Regions from separate parts of the Homo sapiens genome. Here regions 1, 3 and 4 are each linked to region 2. The links are chromatin contacts, found by Hi-C or POLR2A ChIA-PET in ENCODE. All regions are on one chromosome and are shown on one strand. Each heading gives the region's core, a stretch centred on a gene start or an enhancer-like site at or near the end of the contact. The rest is flanking DNA. Distances are from core to core; before and after follow the strand shown.

Region 1 (2,700 bases), core at 4-2,503, 360 kb after region 2:
CAGATGAGTGTGGCACATTAGGAGAGTGTAAAAGGAAGCTAGTGTGGCTAAAGCACTGTTAGGGGTAGGGAGTGTTGGGGGTGTGGTGGGAGATAAAGTTGGAAAAGCAAGCAGGGGCCAGGTCACACTGGATATGGAGGCCACAGGGACATCTTTGGATTTTATTCCTCAGTGGGAAGCTTTATGCCGAGGGTGTACCACAGTCTGATTGACATTTTTCAGAGATTCCTCTGCCTTTAAGGAGGTGTTCTTTATCCAGTTGAGGAAGTTCCCCTCTGTTCCTAGTTTGTAGAAAGTCATTACTTTTTCATATATTTTTTTCTACTACTTTTTCTCTATTTCCTTCTGTGAACGCTTGGGGGTATCCTATACTCTGGGGCCTCTCTGTTCAGTCTGTTCAGTTTGTTCAGTTTTCCTCAATCTTTTTTCTCTCTGTTCTTCAGACTCGATAATTTCTATTAATCTAACATCAAGTTCACTGATTCTTCTGTTCTTCTGCCATCTGAAATCTGCTGCTGAGCCTCTCTAGTGAATTTTAATTTTAGTTGCTCTAACAACTAAATTCCATTTTGTTTTATATTTCCTGTCTCTTCGTTTTCTCTATTCATTGAGTCAGTTTCCTCACATGGTCCTTTAGTTCTTTAAACTTGGCTTCATTAGTTCTTTTAACTTATTTATAGTAACTGTTTCGAAGTCTTCATCTGCTAAACCCAGCATCTGGGAATACTCAGAGACCACTTCCACTGACTGCCAGAATTTTATTTTTCCCCCGAGTATGAGTCCTGGTTTCTTTTTCCTTTGCTGTCTTGTGAATTTTTGTTGACCACCATATATTTTAGGTAATATATTGATGCAGTTCTGGATTCTTTACATTTTAACTCAAGTGGATGGTGATTGTTTTATTTGCTATTTGTTTAAGTAACTGGACTGGACTAAATCTCAAGTCTGTCTCTCCGGCTGTATCTGACTCTGGATGTCTCTGTACTTCCGTTTTGATTAGTTCTTATTTTTAAGCCTGGTTTCCTAGAGAGGTTGCCCCTGTGTCTGCATAGCATAGTGTTCAGTAAAGATTGGTCAGTGCTTGTAGTCAAACACCTCGAGCCGGTAGGGCTCCCTTCTCTGCTCAGGACCTGTTGGACTGTGGAGCACACGGTACTGCAAGCTGTTTGCGAGTGCGCCCCAGCTGTACTTTGCCCTGGTCTCCTTTTACAGCTCCTCTGTGTGTGTGCATGCATGGGCTCTAATGACCAGGTGTGCATGGGTGGTGTGGGCCTGCACTGCTGTCTGCTGTGCATGCTCAGAGCCTCCAGTCCACCTGGGATGTGTGAAGAGCTTTATAAGCCCCCTACAGCCATCTCATTTTCAAGGCCTCCCTATTAAGTCTCCAGCTGGTGTGCCAGTCCATTGCTTGTCCCAGATAGAACAGCAGCCTCATGGCAGCAGGCCTCTGGCCCTCCGTGCTGCTTGCCTGCCTCTGGGCTTGCTGCTCTCACTGACAACACTGCAAATCCAATGAGTCCCTGCCAGCAGTGGCAGTGAGTTTGCTAGTTTTCAAGGCCTGCCCCACGCCTGTTAAACTTCTGAATTGACAGAGCTGAGGGCAGGGCAGATGAGGGCAGCTCTTGGCAGGAAAAGTCACAGACTTGTGCTGTTCTCACCTGGAGTCCAGTGGGTTTCATGAATAAACACTTCTCAGTTTGTTGAATGTCTTGCTTGCTTTCCAGAGCACCAACTAGGTTGTTTTTGACTCTTGACCAGCTTTATAGTTGCTTTGTGGGAAGAGGATTTGTGAGCCTTCTCACTCTGTTATGCTAGAAGTTAGACATCCCCTGGGAAGTTCTCGAACGTGCCCCTAGGTAATTCTGATTGGCAGCCAGGGTTAGGCACCAGCACACCTGGGACTCTTTGAGCTGTAAATATACACATACAACATCAGGGCATAAGAAAGTTTTTGCCATATTGACTTTCTAAAAAGAAGAGTCTTGAATGTTTCAGGTGTTATAAATAAGGACCTAATTTTAAAACAGGACCTAACTAGGGTCTAGAATGTAGACCTAGCCTCTGCCAAATTGGTCAGCAGCCTTTCTTGCTGATATGTTAAAGTTTGCCGATTTAGACCTTGCACTTGGCATGGTATTATTTTATTTTATGTTCAGCTTAGTTGGCTAGCATCCATTTCCTGAAACAGACTCCTAATCTAATTTTTCCAGGTTGGAAAGCTTCTTAAGCAGTACATGTGCTGTGCTCAGAGGTTGTCTGGAATCTGTTTGAGGTATTCTTAACTCTGAAAGGATATTATTCATGGCCGACATATGAGAGGGGACTACACTGAGAACATTGGGTTATTACAGAACATTAACTGATTTTTTTGTGCTGCTTCAGAAACATTACTAATCAGGTTTTGGGGATGTGAGTAATTGTCCAGTTCTAGACCCATTGTGCAATGGATACAGTGGATAAAGTTGCACTGGACTCTGAAACCAGTAGTGGACAAGAATAGCATAAAAAAGAGACTAATAGATCAGCCTTACCTAATAGGATGAAATCTTAAATAAAATACCAATGAACTAAATCTTTAGAGCAGTGTTAAACATTTTTGGTATATTTTCTTTCATTTTTTCTGGATTAGTGGTTCTGAGCATGTGATCCAAGGACCTGTGGGGATCTCTAGACCCTTTCAGGAGGTTCATGAAGTGAAGA
Region 2 (2,700 bases), core at 60-2,559:
GTTAGTAACATTACCTGAAATTCCACCATTAGGGATTATAACTTTTAGATTCTAGAATTATATTTTCAGACATCACACATCAAGCTTCTTAGGCTCAAGTGATCCTCCCACCTCGGCCTTCCGAAGTGCTGGGGATTTTAGCATCCTAGTATGAATTTGTTTATGAGATTGCATAACACTGGATGGATGCAGGCCCGGAGAGAATGAACCACGGATCCATTTTGATAGGGATAGACCATCAAGAAGTGTGGAGTACTTCATTCATTCACTCATTCATGCAGCGTGCTAGGTGCTGGAGTGCCAGAGATGAAAAATGGAGAGGAAACAGAATGACTGCCAGGCAGTGGGAACAACATGAGCAAAGGTGTAGGGGAAAAAGTAGGTCCTGTAGGTAGAGTAGTGTGTACAAGTGGATGATAAAGGAGAGGTAAGAAAGACCTTCTTTGAACCCTATTTTCAGAAGCTTTTGTTAGAACTAAAACATATAAGTTATTTAAGGATTGCCTTTTAGGAAGTTTATTTTGGAAACGTCAAGAATAAACCAGAAGGGTAACAAAATCAGAAGTGGAGAGAGCAGTTAGAAGAGGTTGTAACCATAATTTAGGCAAGAAATGCAAAGGATTCCAGCTGAGGCCTACGGAGTGTTGCAGTGAGACTTGTGGGTGGCCAGAGGGAGCTGTGGATACAGGGGAGGCACCATATAGAAGTAAAGAGATCCTGAAAGCAGGAAATAGAGAATACCAAAGAACAGTTTCATTTTCTTTATAGTGTTGCCTCTCATGCTCAACACTGCTCTGGCCTCTATGGGAGGATATGAAAAAGGGTAAAATATGCTTTCTGCTTGCCAAGAAGGAGGGAGCACTGGGTGGTTGGAGGACAGGAGAGACATTCTACGGAATCCCTTTTCACTTTGAATAATGTACTACCTGGTCACAGAACTAAATTTAATATAAAAATGGTTCCTGCTTTAGAGAAATACAAGGTGTTATCAGGGAGGCTTTACATCCACACCTAGCAACACAAAGCTGTAAGGCAGTTTTAAGTGAATGACATAGACAGTAAGTACTGCACAAAGTTAAAGAGGGTAAAGATCAATGTGAATACAATTCGTTTAAGTATATTGTACAAGCACCCTCCAAGTACATACTCTGTACACAACTATGATTGTTAGTACAATCATGGAAAACACATATCAGGTTCCTGCTGACACAGTTGGAGTATCTGAATCTTGAAAGCCAATAAGGTAGTTTAGTATATTGTTGACTAACACAGACTTGGCAAAGATCTTTCACATTAGAGGCCACAAGGTGGCAATATTAGCTGAATTTCCACCAGTAAACATAATCAGGAAATGGCTTATCTGATTTGAAAGGAGTATTAGACATTATTTATTGCAATTTGGTCATTTTATTTAGCCCAGGATTTCTGATAGGGACGTGCACTATTTATTAACAGGAGAGAAAGAGATCTAGTGCCTTTTAAAAAATTACCAAAATTACAACTAATTTTTTAGAATGAATTCACCAAACCATAATAAAATATTTTTTTAAATAGCCTAATAATGATTACTCGGTCTATTATATTGTTTGTGGAGCTGAATTTTTTTCCCTCCTTATTTCCCTACTAGAAATCAGACCCTACTTCAGTTACTCTGCTCATGATAGAATTTTGAAAGTTCAAAAAATCTGGTTCTTATTGTATGCTCAATTTATACATGAATGCATATTTACAACTAGTGTTTATTGGCATAGGTTTGATAGTTTACTTCTGAGCAATTTCAGGAAAGTTACTAGACTGGCAGGGAAAGTTACTAGACTAGCAGGTAAAAGATAATCATAGAACAGTTCATGATCAAGATAATTAAGGCTGGGGCTATGAATAAAAGGCAGACACCAGACAGGAAATTATCAGAAGCTGACATTTAAAATATGCAAGTACTCAGAAGCTCTGTAGCCAGCACAGCCCGGTAAATTGGTCAAGAACAAGGGAATACACCAGTACGAAAGGTCAGAGGCTCAGAATCCAGACCAGCAAGTAGTCAGTAAGCAGACATATGGGAAAAGCAGGCTGTGGAGGACTTCAAACAAAAGGAAATATAAGAACAAATTCATTCAGGTCTTGAAGAAAAGAGTAATTTACCTAAATTTACTATTTACTAGTGTTCACTGAGTGTTACTCAGGAGCCAGGGCAGATGCTGATTGCAGTCTTTGTTAATTACAGGATGACCTGTTTTCTAAACTAAGAGTATAGATATATTTCCTCAGGGTTCTATTATAAACGCTTCTCATGGCAAGTGAATTCCCAATGACTTGGATAATAATGTTTAATTTTTATCATATGTTCAGCATTTTAAAGTAATAGCTAAAGTTTGCTTTTCAGGAATCTGAGAACCGGCAAATGATGGAACAACTTCGAAAAGCCAATGAAGATGCTGAAAACTGGGAAAATAAAGCCCGTCAATCAGAGGCAGATAACAATACCCTCAAACTGGAACTTATCACTGCTGAGGCAGAGGGTAACAGATTAAAAGAAAAAGTAGATTCCCTCAACAGAGAGGTTGAGCAAGTAAGTTTGGAAAAATATGCTTATAATACATCCTGCATCATATTTAAAAGAGTTTTGTTTGGCCTTCCATAAATTAAATGTATGAACAAACACGTAAATTATTTAAATGTACTGTGAATTGTAGCATGCTAACC
Region 3 (2,700 bases), core at 103-2,602, 480 kb after region 2:
GTGGCGAGGACAGCCTGTGCTAACTGGGGTTTCCTGCTGCAGAGGCCAAGCTGCTGCCCTAAGGCAGGACACCTCCACTGATCACGTCGGCTGCATACTTTTTAGGAACCAATGGTACATGTTGAGGTGGTCTTAGATTTTAGCAAGAGGGACTTAATTATTTCAAAGCTCCATGATTACTTTTATTATATCAATAAATTATTTCTTTTCAAGGGCATCCATTTTTGAAATGAAAATTAAAATGGAAACCCCAAGTGACAGATAATTTTAGGGAATCCTCTAGTTTTCCGGTTCCAGTGGGGTCTTCCACTTGAGAACTCATCTGCAGGCATCAGTATCTTAGTGATTCTATGGCTGAGCATGGGGTGGCTGCTACTCCTGTCACTTTGTGGAGGGAAAACAGGTCATTGTGTTAAAATCTCTGCTGGAATCAAGCCATAGGCGTAAATAGTGACTGTCACACTAGTTGAAAAAACTTATACAACAATTTTATAAGACCATCCAAAGAGAACCACTCCTGATTGTGGTTTCCCTAACTTCAGAAAGCTGATTTAATCTGAACACCTAGAGCTGGCTGACATCAACAATGCCTCAGCACTACTACAGTATAAGCAACTAAAAACCATCACTAAATGTCAATGACCCCTTTCTTGAATCATCTCCCATCTTTGTTTCATCCTGCCTATTTCTCACTAAAGCAAGTAAGATTTTGCATACGTATTTGGCCTGATTTCATGAGTAAAAGGCCTTAGTGACATTAAAATTCAGCATAAAGGGAGAGCAACTGAGTTTCTTTTCTCAAATACTTTAAGTTTAAAAAGCCAAAACCAACCCACCACCTAGGCTAATCTCATGGTGTCCTTTTGCTAGCTCTCCAAGTGCACAGGCGGCATACTGATTTTCACCCAGACCCTGGAGGAGAGAAACAAAGAACCTTATCTCGCTCCCTTTGGTCTCATTTCTCTCAGCCCACGGGCCAAGCCCACATGGGCAGAAAGGTGTGGTGACAATCAAGGATCAGGCCGTGGTGTCCTTGAGGCCCCCTGGGAGGGGCTCCTCGGCCTGGCCGCAGCTTCTCTGTGCTATGGGGCAGGGTCCTGGGAGGCGTCCCTGGAGGGTGCCACAGAAGCATCCTTGAGCCCTGGGAGAGGGAGGGGTGCTGTCTGCAGTCAGAGGGCCTTCCTCTGTGCATGGGCTCTGCCTAGCCACTAGCCCTGCTGTGGAAGTGGGAGTGCACGTAAGTCACCACTACAGGCATTGGAACCACGTTACCAGGAGCAGGACCAGGAAGCTGTGTAATGGGAACTGAATGAGGCTGTGGACTCTGCTCTCTTGCTTTCAAATAAAGCAAACAAGATGGTCTTAGTTGAAGTGCACGCCTCAATGTGAAAGAGGGAAAGTGGCAAACATGGCAAACATGCCTTTCAAATAATCACAGGCTGGACAGGACACTGCCCAGGGACTATTGTCATGCTGCCACAGCTTACACCACCCATGAGCTGGCGTTTGGTGACTTCAGACTCCCTACTGAAGGCCACCAGGAGCTATGCCACAACAGCCACCTCATTTATTTTAGAAGAGACAAGTGAACACACTGCACTTGGAGAAGCGTGGATTCACTTACAGGGGTGACACACAGGTGATGCCTGCCCCAGGGAGCCTGCAGTGCTCATGATGGTCTTACATTTTAGGATGTAAAGTGTTGAGTCTAGCATTTGCCATTCATTGCTAACTGCTTCTGTGATTCCTAGGACCCAGACTCTGAGCTGATACTGAATGAGAAAAAGCCCGGGGTAAGGTCTGGGAGTCCTGGAGAGATAATGAAGAGAGGTCGCTCGCTGCCTTTTGTGGTCGACTGGGTTTCTGGGCATGCATGGGTGTCAAGTTTCTGGAAAAGCAAGCTTCTCTAAATTCATTCCCATTTTTCTGGCCTGGTTAAAAAAAATCGTCTTCATAAACTACAGTGTATGGGGAACCAGCTGGAGATAGAAAGTGGAGGCACAACATAATATGAACTGGAAAACAGAGAAGCTGCTGACCGTCCTGCACAGGGTGTGGGGAGTTTTTCCTGATCTATTTGGTTACTTTTACAGGTGGACAATTACCCTCTGCCCTACATGGGTGTTAAGGTTACACTTCATCGCGCTGCAGGGAATGCCACGTGAGGACTGAGGGGGCACCAGCAGAAACCAGAGCGCCCTGCTGCTCTCTCAGCTCCATCCACCGCAACTGCCCACAAGTCAGGGATCACTTTTTTTTTTGGCATTTTTTCTTTGATTTTTTTTCATTATCAATCATATTTGATTAGTAAGAGAGAAAAGATGTTGGAACTTTAATCTGCAATTAAAGATACCATTTTTTAAATGAAAAATACTGTTTTAAAATAAATAAAAGTATATAACTTTAACAGCCTTTGGTGACTATATGCATTAATTCCTTGAACCAGCTGAATGATCCTTACATAGTGAAGAGTAAATCTAAAGTCACATGCAGTAGGTGATCTTTCTGTGTCTGGCGTATGCAGTAGGTGATCTTTCTGTGTCTGGCATATGCAGTAGGTGATCTTTCTGTGTCTGGCGTATGCAGTAGGTGATCTGTGTCTGGTGTGTGCAGCAGGTGATCTTTCTGTGTCTGGCGTATGCAGGAGGTTATCTTTCTGTTTGACTTATGCAGTAGGTGATCTTTCTGTGTCTGGTGTAT
Region 4 (2,700 bases), core at 155-2,654, 310 kb after region 2:
TTCCAAGTTACAGGACGGATTTACATTCTTGGCACCATAAATATTAGTTCCTTTTTTTTCTACATCAGTGAGAAAGGATGTGGTAAAACAGGGGGAAAAAAAATAGGCAAGGCCTTTGTGTTTTTGCTTTTTTTGTGGTCTAATTTCTTTTAACAAATAACAGTTGTTTTTCTGATTAGGAAAGTAACACATTCATTGTAGAACACTTGGAATATTCAGAAAAAAATGTATTTTTTTTTAAATCGCCAGTAATTCTACCACCAGAGATAAATACTATGAATGTTTTTGTTTGCACTAAGCACACCTATGTGATTGGGATAATATTATTACCTAAAGTGTTGTGTTCCACTTTTCATGCATGTGCTCTTTTTACATTCTATTTTATTTTGAGACAGGATCTCACTCTGTCACCCAGGCTGGAGTGCAGTGGTGGCATCACAGCTCACTACAGCCTCAAACTCCTGGGCTCAAGCAATCCTCCCACCTCAGCCTCCCAAGTAGCTGGGACCACAGGTGTGCACCAACACACCTGGTTAATTTTTTGTATTTTTTGTAGAGACAGGGTCTCACTGTGTTGCCCAGGCTGGTCTCCAGCTCCTGGCCTCAAGTGATCCACTTGCCTTGGCCTCCCAGAGTGCTGGGATTGTAAGTGTGTACCACTGTGCCTGGTCTGTACTCTCGTTTTTAAAAAGACTCCTCAAAAACGTTGGAATTTTCCTTATTTTAAAAATACTGTTGAAGAACATAACTTAATGGTTATATAATAATATTTCACTATATTGCTGTACCATGTTTTATTTAGTCCTATTTTTGGACAGCTAGGCTGTCTCCAAATTTTCTCAATACAGAAATTCTACATAATATTCTTGCACACAAATTTTGGTCCACATCTGTTGACGTCTTTAGGATAAGTTCCTAAGAGTGGAATGAGCAACTCTAAGGGTTTTTTAAGTGGTCCTGACTTATATTGCTAAATTACTTTTCCAAAAGATTATGGTAGTTGATGGCCCTACTATGAGTGAATGGTAATTTTTGTACCGTCTGGTCTCAGAACCAAACCATCAGCTACATTTTTAAAATAATGAATTGAGAATGGATGAATTGTAGGCACATATGGGGGTTCTATTTCTCTTTCTATGGGACTCTAGGTATGATTTTCCCATTTTTGTAATTAGGATATACGGCTCCAGGAAATTGAGAGTGAGCCAGATAGTTTCTGGAGAAGTCAACTGTACCGAGGCCAGGAAACACTAGTCATCCCTGAGGGTCAAACACAGTTATGTACTAAGAATGAGGAAGTCCCACACAAAGTGGCAAGATGCTGGGTTAGCCCACAGTCTTAAGAGGGAAACCTGTTCCAGACATGACTTCCGCCCTTGGCAGATGAGGCTTCTGGTTGCCTGCCAATTATAACTAGCTAGAAACAGCATCACGGAGAAACAGTAAAGCAACAGCAAGGTGGCGGCTGGAGACTCGGGCATGAGGCCCAAGGCCAGGAGAGGAGCAGCGGGTGGGAAAAGCCTGAAGGAGGGGCTGGGTCTAGACCAGCTAGCAATCCCACAGCAGCCAATAGCCCAGCCTGCTGGAGAAGAGATTTCTAGAAATGCAAAAGTTTTCACATGCAACCACGAAAGCAGTTCACGGGCGTTCCTGGCACTGTCAGGAGGAAGTCAGGATCACACAGGGTGCACCTGGAAAGCAGCTGCCCTCCCCAAGTTTGACCTGGGCTAGCAGCTGGTACTGCCATGTGGGCTCTGGGTTTTATGAAGTTGCAACACCAGAACCAGGAATTTGGGGAAGATAAAATAGAAACAGAGAAAATATTTATATTTATTTAGACGAGAGATGTGCACAAACCACAAGCCCTGGAGATGCAGGGCGTCTAAACCATTGCCATTATTTCAGTAGCTTTAGGAGAGTTCGCAAGGTAGCTAATGATAAGAAACAGGAGAAAATCATTCTCCAACCCTCACAAACGAAAATGTCTGATCCGAGCACCCGTGGCTGTCTCACTGCTTAACCCTTCCAAAGAATAAACATGAAGTACTCTTCAGTATGGCTATGGGAAGAGCACATCCTGTTGCATTAGGAAACTTTAATTACTAAGTTTGATAAATCAAAGGTTGTCATTTACATGATACATCTTAACTTCAGCAAGAGGTTTAAACTCATCTCACATAAATCACTCAACAACCAGAAAAATACGGTCCTGATGTTGGCATGAGAGAACACACAAAGAATGTTTTCAAAGGCTGATCTTGGGCCAATATAGCTTAAATTTTCATCAGTGATGATAGAGGAGGGTGCAAGAGTAAATGAATAAAAGAGACAACCCAGTATGGGGTTAAAACAGTAACTAGCCATTGAAGATAGGGGGAAGTGAGGGGTAAGTCAACAGAAATCAGTAGTATAGACATATAGAATGAAGTTTGATAGCATCACTTGCCTTTAAAAATGAACAAATTAAGAAAATAACAAATGGAGTGAACACACAGCCTAGTAAAACATTCACTGTCTGGAGTCTCCAAGAATAAGCCACCCTAGGAAGCTAGGTTTCCCATCTGAGAAACCTTAAATAACTAATCTTAGGTTTCATCCATTCGTAATGGAAAGTTTTCAAGAATGTGTCACTCATTTCTCTGCTTTTTTAAAGAATGTGATGGGCCGGGTGTGGTGGCTCGCACCTGTAATCCCAGCATT

Evidence for each region. Hi-C counts contacts between places; a loop is a spot of excess contacts on that map. ChIA-PET counts read pairs that join two places held with the same protein, here RNA polymerase II (POLR2A). Pooled maps may share reads with other maps.
Region 1: a loop to region 2 is called in a pooled map, with 2.5 times the contacts of the local background. The contact joins two enhancer-like sites. A Hi-C loop is called at or near these places in 2 of 37 single-sample maps with no recorded cell type and 4 of 50 pooled maps. POLR2A ChIA-PET finds 5 or more read pairs at or near these places in 2 of 52 experiments (Panc1 and WTC11).
Region 3: a loop to region 2 is called in a map of GM12878, with 3 times the contacts of the local background. The contact joins two enhancer-like sites. A Hi-C loop is called at or near these places in 2 of 168 maps with a recorded cell type or tissue (CD8-positive, alpha-beta T cell and GM12878) and 2 of 50 pooled maps. POLR2A ChIA-PET finds 5 or more read pairs at or near these places in 2 of 52 experiments (A673 and GM12878).
Region 4: a loop to region 2 is called in a pooled map, with 7 times the contacts of the local background. The contact joins two enhancer-like sites. A Hi-C loop is called at or near these places in 2 of 37 single-sample maps with no recorded cell type and 5 of 50 pooled maps. POLR2A ChIA-PET finds 5 or more read pairs at or near these places in 1 of 52 experiments (PC-9).

What each region holds. Positions count from the first base shown.
Region 1 is chr2:98,701,089-98,703,788 of GRCh38, reverse strand. The region is part of intron 2 of MGAT4A (alpha-1,3-mannosyl-glycoprotein 4-beta-N-acetylglucosaminyltransferase A); the gene reads left to right. LOC124906050 (a long non-coding RNA gene) reads right to left here. Exons shown (of 3, transcript XR_007087149.1): 2 at 1,659-1,910. Among named protein-coding and RNA genes, the nearest start is that of MGAT4A, 29 kb to the left of the region's middle. Within about 2 kb of position 1,253, at least 17 of the 41 ENCODE cell types and tissues checked have a DNase peak (open chromatin) inside an H3K27ac peak, as active enhancers do.
Region 2 is chr2:99,064,805-99,067,504 of GRCh38, reverse strand. TSGA10 (testis specific 10) reads left to right here. Exons shown (of 21, transcript NM_025244.4): 16 at 2,381-2,566. Among named protein-coding and RNA genes, the nearest start is that of C2orf15, 76 kb to the left of the region's middle. Within about 2 kb of position 1,309, at least 9 of the 41 ENCODE cell types and tissues checked have a DNase peak (open chromatin) inside an H3K27ac peak, as active enhancers do.
Region 3 is chr2:98,582,888-98,585,587 of GRCh38, reverse strand. All of the region lies in intron 24 of INPP4A (inositol polyphosphate-4-phosphatase type I A), which reads right to left. Among named protein-coding and RNA genes, the nearest start is that of COA5, 24 kb to the left of the region's middle. RefSeq lists an enhancer at 1,127-1,628. Within about 2 kb of position 1,352, at least 3 of the 41 ENCODE cell types and tissues checked have a DNase peak (open chromatin) inside an H3K27ac peak, as active enhancers do.
Region 4 is chr2:98,756,940-98,759,639 of GRCh38, reverse strand. No RefSeq gene overlaps it. Among named protein-coding and RNA genes, the nearest start is that of LINC02611, 14 kb to the left of the region's middle. Within about 2 kb of position 1,404, at least 27 of the 41 ENCODE cell types and tissues checked have a DNase peak (open chromatin) inside an H3K27ac peak, as active enhancers do.